3 separate regions of the Homo sapiens genome follow, and regions 2 and 3 are each linked to region 1. A link is an interaction called in ENCODE POLR2A ChIA-PET data of the cell type or tissue named here. Cell type or tissue: MCF 10A. All regions are shown on one strand. Region 1 holds the start of LOC105373949 (a long non-coding RNA gene). Region 2 has its middle 120 kb from the start of ACKR3. Region 3 has its middle 73 kb from the start of ACKR3.

Region 1 (2,500 bases):
GGGAATAGGGAGGGGCTTCCAGGAGCATCTGCAATAAGATGCTAGGTCCAGGGAGGGGCAGTGGGGTGGTTGGAGGGGAGATAAGGCTAAAAAGGGGGATCTGAAGTCTAGAATTGTCCTGTGGGTAAAGAAAAGTTCCTGCAGGAGGGACATGGGGCAGGGGGGCTTCATCAGGAAGTGCTGAGGGACAGGAAATCAGACAGAGATGGCAGCTGGGCATCCAGATGTCTGGCCCCAAGGCTCAGACAAGGGCAGCTAGGTAAGTGTTGGAGTCATCATGACTCGATGGGATCCATTCCATGGGACCATGGGTGCTATGAGAGCGGGAGGGAAAGGGTCTTACCTTCATATCTCCTATCCCAGCACAATGGCTTGGGATAAAACAAATGGCCACAATGAGATCCTGGGCCCAGGTTGGGGCACAGGATGAAGGGCAGAGTAGGACGGGCAGGGTGGAGGAAGGATCTCCAGGACCAGCGAAGGAGGTGAGCTCAAGGTGCTCACCATGGATGGTTCAAAAAGCAGTGTTCCCTGGCAGGTGGGCACTGACCTACCTGGTGCCCACTCCTAGGAGAACTGGGAGCAGACAGGGAGGCATCTAGAAACTTTAGGATGCAGTCTTCCCTCTGGTGACATTCGGGAACCAGCTCCGTGGAAGGTAATTAAAAATGGCCATCAGGTGTTTATGCTGAGCAAATCGAGGAACAGCTGGGGGGTGCCCAGCACCTTCCCCTGGGTGGGTTTATTGCAGATGCTCTCCCAGGGCAATGGGCAGGGGTGAGGTCACAAAATCGGAGATACCATCCTCCTCCCCCCACTGCTCATCTTCTGTGACTCTGGACAAATAAGAGCTAAAAAGATCCCCTTAGGTTGAAGGATACAAATTCCCTGCCCCTGAGTGTGTTGACCCTGGGGGTGGCTCAAACCTGATGAGCTGGGTCAGTGTGACAGGCTCCAAAGGCTGCATTCTCTCAGGGGAGAAGAATGTGAATGTGCTTGTTGCATCTGGTTTGGGCAAAATTCCTGTCTCTGTCTGCAGATGCCCTGCCTGGGTCGGGGTCTGAAAACCGCAGGTGGAGCAGACACTAGCTCATGGTGAGGCTGCATGCGGTGACTCAGGTCCCAGAGGAATCCAGGATAGCAGGCAAAAGTGTTCACAGCTCCGCCAGGCTCACCGTGAGGCTGCAGTGACTCAGAGCCCAGAGAGATCCAAGATGGTAGGTGGAAGCATGCTCAGCTCTGCCAGGCTCACAGTGAGGCTGCAGTGACTCAGGACTTAGAGGGATCCAAGATGGCAGTGCTCAGCTCCGCCAGGCTCACAGTGAGGCTGCAGTGATTCAGAGCCCAGAGGGATCCAAGATGGCAGGTGGAAGCGTGCTCAGCTCTGCCAGGCTCACAGTGAGGCTGCAGTGATTCAGAGCTCAGAGGGATCCAAGATGGCAGTGCTCAGCTCTGCCAGGCTCACAGTGAGGCTGCGGTGACTCAGGACTTAGAGGGATCCGAGGGACAGGTGGAAGCAGGCTCAGCTCTGCCAGGCTCACAGTGAGGCTGCAGTGACTCAGGACTTAGAGGGATCCAAGGGGCAGGTGGAAGCATGCACAGCTCTGCCAGGGTGGACCCAGGGCTGTGTGTGCTACCAGGGGTTCCGTTGGGAATTTACTAGCACCATATGGGGGTTCCTCAGAGAATTAAAGATAGAGCTACCATAGAATCTGGCAATCCTGCTACTGGATAAACACCTGAAAAAATGGAAACCTAGATCTTGAAGAGCTATCTGTGCCCCCATGGTCATTGCAGTCTCATTCCCAACAGCCAAGAGATGGAAACGGCCTAGATGCCCCTCCGTGGGTTAATGGAGAATGTGGTATATGCATACAATGGAATTTTGTTCAGTCTTAAAAAGGAAGGCATTCTGACACATGCCACAACATGGATGAACCTGGAGAAACATGGAAGAACCTGTGTGCTTGGTGGAATAAGCCACACACAGAAAGATATGCATTGCATGGAATCCTAAAATGAGGCAACCCCATAGAAGCAGAGAGTAGAATGGTGGTTGGCAGGGGCTGGGGGCTGGGGAAATAGGGAGATGTTAGTCAAGGGGTACAAAATTTCCCTTGTGCAAGCTAGGTTCTGCTGATCTAATGTGCAGCCTGGTGACCATAGGGAACAATATTGCATTGCACACTTGCAATTTGCTAAGAGAGTGAAAATTAATGTCTCAACACAAAAAGAGGCAACAATGTGAGGTGATGGGTCTGTCACCTGGCTTGAATGTGGTGATCATTTCACAATGTGTACATCTATCAAAACAACTAATTGTACAAATTAAATATGCACAATTTCTAGTTGTGAATTATTCCCCCAATAAAGCTAAAACAGTTAAAATAAGACACATTTCTTTCTTTCTTTTTTTCTTTTTTTGAGATGGAGTATTACTCTGTCACCCAGGCTGGAGTGTAGTGGTGCAATCTTGGCTCAGTGCCTCCACCTCCCGGGT
Region 2 (2,500 bases), 82 kb before region 1:
AGCCTGGGGCCTATCTGATGACCGTCCTGAGACCCCAGCCCCACAGCAGCCCCCAGCCCACCTGCCTTCCTCAGCCTGCATGGAAGCTCCTCCATTCCCTCCAGGCTTAAATGGGAAGCCATTTCCAGACAGGAAGTGGAGAAGGGGAAAGTCAGCCATCCCATCAGCCTTTTCTGGGTATGTGGGGCTTGTCAGTGCTTGGATGGGGTCCCAGGCGGCTGGGGCGTTCTCACCAGGAACTGGCAGTCACAGGGTGGCAGGCAGAGCTGGAAGTCAGGGCAGAGGGCGGGACAGTGCGGGGGCTGGGTCAGAGCCAGGGCAGGCCAGTGCGGTGCCAGCTCACTGCAGGCTCTGCCCAGAAGTGTGTGGCAAAGACAGATTTCAGGTGTGGGTGTCTGGGATGAAGGCAGAAAGCAGGGAGAACTCAGATGGAAGATTCTGGAATAGGATTCACAGAGTCAATGGTCTGGGGGTCTCAGTGTAACTGGTGACGATAGCAGGGAGGGGGCCTCCCTGGGGACGGGGGTGGGTACAGAGGAGACAGGCCACACCCTGCTGGGCAAGGATGGCTTCCTGTGGGTCACCAGGGAGGTTGCAGGAGAAAAAATTACAGAGCTTGCCCAGAATATGCCACCCTGTTTTTGGGGTTTTATGGTGGTAAAGCTAAGTCTGCAAATTGCACTTAGAATAAATGCAAACGTATCTGGTGGCATTTTGTTTCTCTCTCATTGCCAGTCTTCTGGAATCAGGGCTGTTGTGTGTTGATCTGGGACTCCCGGGCCCTGCCTCTGTCCCTGGCCTCGGCCTGCTGGCTTGTGTGGGACCTGAATTTCGGGAGCTGTGTGCTGCGTCCTCCCGCTTCCCTATCTGGCCTGTTCTGCAGGATGGGAGGGCCAGGGGCTGGGAGTGTGTCCCCTCCCACCCTCCCTTGGAGGCTGAGCTTGGTCCTTTCAGGAGCATCAGGGTAGAGCTCCACTGAGATGGAGCCACTGCTGACTCCTTTGGTGAAATGATCCATAAGCCCCTGACTTCTCTGTCCTGAGAATTTGATTTCTTACTTTTCCAGGCTCGTTTAAAAGGAGGCACGGTGGCAACTCAGCTTATTATGGAGACTCTTTACTGCAGCAAACACACTTGCTCTTTCTCTTCTAGTTTCCTCATCTGTAAAAACAATCACAATTGTCCCCGACACATCTCCACCGAGAGTTCCTGAATGCCGTGGGAATAGTGTGCTGTTAGGGGAATTATTCTGGTTTCCAGGGCGATGTGTGTGCTGGGAGGGCCCTGAAATGGTGGTTGGGGGTGGGGAGGGGTGGGAAGGATGTGGAGGAGGCACCCAATTTCTCAGGAGCTGGTGCTTCTCCCTGCCCTCCCTCCCATGGGAGGAAGCAGCCGAAACTTGATAAGGGTTGTATTGCTTTTACCAATAAAGGGTTTCTCCTGCCGCCGCAGGCGGGGTCTGTCGTGGCTCTGCAGACATCGCACACACTCCTTCTTCACTGGGCCCCGCAGGGACTCAGGAGACAGGGCAGTGGTGGACGCTGTGCCTGCAGAAAGGACCCTGTCCCTGCCCACGGAATTGCTGTGATGAGGATGCTCCGCTGGGGGACTCCTGGTCGTGAGTCCAGGATAAAAGAATGTCTTGTTCTCAAGTGGAGAGGGCCCCAGAACGGGGATTTGAGGTGGAGCATTTTGAATTGGCGTGAATCCAAATGATTGCATACTCCAAAATATGACCTGTGTTCTCCTGACAGAAATGCACACAGGGGAAATCAAGCAGCCCAGACGCTGCTGGGGGGCAAGCGCAACTGGCAAGAGGCGGTCCACTCAGGTCCCATGCCATGGTGCATTTCCATGAGCCGGGGAGTTATGGGATATTCTACCTGGGTAAAAGTATTCTTCACACTCAGAAAGCAATTGTGTAGCCCTTTAGAGCTCACTCGTGTCAGGTGCAATGCAACTAGCTATGTACCTGTCCACTCCTGTTGCCACTTGCAGATTCCCTGAGGGCAAGGACTGGGCCTCTCCTCCCTCCCTCCCTCCATCCCTCTCTCCCTCTTCTTCTTCTTCTTCTTTTTTTTTTAGACAAGACAAGGTGTTGCTCTTGCTCTGTTCTACAGGTTGGTGTGCAGTGGCACCATCATGGCTTACTGCAGCCTCAACCACCCAGGCTCAAGTGATCCTCTCTCCTCAGCCTCCTGAATAGCTGGGACCACAGGCAGGCACCACCATGCCAGGCTAATTTTTAAACTTTTTGTAGAGCCAGGGTCTTACTATGTTGCCCAAGCCGGTCTTGAACTCCTGGGCTCAATCAATCTTCCTGCTTTGACCTCCCAAAGCACTGAGATTGCAGAAGTGGCTTTCTTCTCTCCCTTCCTCCCTCCCTCCCTTCCTCTCCCCCTTCTCTTCCTTACTCCTTCTTTCAGATCCCCAAAATACAGTTGCTGGAATGTGTAAGTGTTTAAAATAGAAAATATATTTATCTTGCTGATTAAAGAGC
Region 3 (2,500 bases), 130 kb before region 1:
TGTGGCTCTGGAATAAGGCAGGCCTGGGTTTGAATCTCAACTTTCCCCCTAACCACTATCATGGCCGTGGAGCTGTTACCAACTCTTCTTGCACAAGGCTGATAACATGCACGTGTAAGGACGTATGAAATAATGTATGCAAACAGCATCTATGGTTACGACAAATGAAGCCCGTGAAAATCAGTTGATTGCGTTGGCTCGGTACTCTGCGTGTCCTGGCCCCCACATCAGTGTTCCTTAATCTTTTTTATTTTTAAAGGCACAAACTCCTTTCAAAGCCTGATTAAAGCTTTGCATGCTCTCCCCGCAAAACCCACGCATACATTTTTCAAGGAATTTCAGATGTTGTATGGACACTGGTGTTGAGAATTGCTACTCTTGACTTGAGGACAGGACTGCTTTTGTGACTGCCATCTTATCTGTCATTGCGCCATGTACAAGTATAATCCTACACAAATGCTTTAAAGATAGAATTTGCAAAACTGGCATTGTGATATGCAAGGCATCCTATGCATAGACAAAAACTAAAACCACCATAAAAGGCAAGTTGGGATAATTGGGGAAATTTAAGTTGGGCGGTAGAGAAGATGAGATTGTTAAATTCATGTTTCCATTCTTAGGGGTGATCACACCACTTCGGTCACCTAGGGGAAGATCCTTGCTCTCAGGGTGGAACTGTCAATGCTGTAGCTCCATGCTCCTGGGGTCTTACGGCTTTCTAGGTCCCCACTAGGAGTGGGTCATTTCCCTGGCCAGCTCCTGTGAGTGGTCAGTGAGAATCAACTTGCTCTATTCAATCTTCCCTTAACTTTGCCCCTCAAATTCCTAAGCTCTATGGAAGAAGATTTTACTTCTTTCATAAGAAGTGGAGAGTTTCCCTAAGCCCTCCTGGCCATGGTACAAATACTTTCTGAGCTGATGGGTTTCCAGCTCGTAAACGGCCTTGGCACTGGAGTGGGTCTTTCTTGCCATGTTTCCGAACTAAGCATCATTTCTTTACTTTCTTGATGGGAGTTGGGTTGGGTGTACCAGGATGAGGCATTCTGAATCCTCAAATATCTTGGGATTGATTCTTCCCTAAAAGGCTGTGGGCATGTGAAAAAAGTAAACACCGGGGAAGTTAGGAGGCTGGGGTCTGAATGAACTTATTCTGTGACCTTGGACAAAGCATTTGATTTCCCGGGGCCTCTGTGTTCTTGGAGGCTACCTAAGGTCAGTGGACTCAATGCCTCTCAGTGAGTGGTAAACGTCTGAGCCACTCGTGGAATATTACAACCACGCAGAAATCCCAAACTTCCAAACACATGCCTGGCTTCCACTCCTGGGAGCTCTTAATCAGCAGGCCTGGGGTGGGGCCCGGTCTAGGGGAAAAAGTCCGCGTAATATTCTGATGCACACGTCTGTTGGGGAACCACGGAGTGGAATGACGTCCAACACAGCTCCTGCCAGAGGAGGGGCTGTTAAGTGGCTTCCAAAACAAGCTGAGGTTCAGAAACACAGCCCCGTGAGGCTGACTCAGTGTTGGGGCCATTCACATTCTTCCTGGATGAGGTCGCGTCAGGCAGTGCTCTTTTCTCCTCCACCCGTAGCTTACAGATGTGGGGTGCCTCCCTCCAGCTGAGGGAGGGAGTGTTTTCACGCACGCTGGCCGGCCCTGTGCCTTCCAAGGGGTCGTTTGAACTCAAGTGCTGCAGTCGAGGCAAAGGAGTCCCTGGGATGACAGTTGAGGTGGGTTTCAAAGAAGCCTATTTTCAGCCCGGGAGGGGCCGGCTTCTGCACTCTCCGAGTTTCCCTGGAGTGCTGTCACCAGCCTCTGGCTGCCAGATTTCACAACCGGTGTCTGGGTTTGCTAGAATCACACCCCCTTTCCAAGGAGAAGCCAAGGCTTGACCTAGCCACGCTTTTTGTGTGTTAAACACGAAGCTGATTCTGCTCCCCAAAATGAGAATTAACATCCTGGGAGTGTCAGAGGCTGGTTTTCCTAAGGATTTTAGGGATTTTGGATCTTGTTTCTTCTAGGGTTCACATCTTAAAATATGGTAGCCCAAGTAATGAATTGCCTCAGAACACATTTATGCAGCCTCTAGTTGTCCTCTGTCCAACATCTCGAACAAACTCTGAATACCTTCCTTCTGGGCCCTTCTTTCTGAGAAGCCCAGGTGAAGGGCACTGATGCCTCAGTTGGGAGGGACTCCATGTTTGACTGGGTTGCGCGTCCTATAAACTGGCCACAGTTCTCCTCATGTTACCATGGTCCCCTGGCCATCACTGCCTTCCATGGCCCCTGGAAAGGAGTATTTCTGGCCCCTTGATCTCCTGAATGACACCAGGCAGCCCACCTGTGCACTCCAGGTACCATCTCCCCACGTCAGTCACGCTTCCAGACTCAGTCCTCCCGAATAGTACGCACTGCAGCCTATGAGAAAGCAGAGTAAAATGTTATCTTCAAACACTCACAAAGTATGTGTAGTGGATTGTATGGTGGCCCGTTTGAAAAAAT

Evidence for each region. Peaks named below come from ENCODE experiments on the same cell type or tissue, not always from the same donor. Only the 100,000 strongest peaks of a DNase experiment are listed, where the experiment ranks them.
Region 2: POLR2A ChIA-PET joins it to region 1 with 12 read pairs; 2 of 35 experiments call an interaction of 5 or more read pairs at or near these places.
Region 3: POLR2A ChIA-PET joins it to region 1 with 10 read pairs; 3 of 35 experiments call an interaction of 5 or more read pairs at or near these places.

The regions. Positions count from the first base shown.
Region 1 is chr2:236,769,037-236,771,536 of GRCh38, forward strand. It overlaps LOC105373949 (a long non-coding RNA gene), which reads left to right and starts at 116. Exons shown (of 5, transcript XR_924026.3): 1 at 116-259. In MCF 10A, no CTCF peak of the experiment used is centred here; a DNase peak (open chromatin) is centred at 1,365.
Region 2 is chr2:236,687,501-236,690,000 of GRCh38, forward strand. No RefSeq gene overlaps it. Among named protein-coding and RNA genes, the nearest start is that of ACKR3, 120 kb to the left of the region's middle. In MCF 10A, no CTCF peak of the experiment used is centred here; no DNase peak of the experiment used is centred here.
Region 3 is chr2:236,641,381-236,643,880 of GRCh38, forward strand. No RefSeq gene overlaps it. Among named protein-coding and RNA genes, the nearest start is that of ACKR3, 73 kb to the left of the region's middle. In MCF 10A, no CTCF peak of the experiment used is centred here; DNase peaks (open chromatin) are centred at 1,441 and 1,831.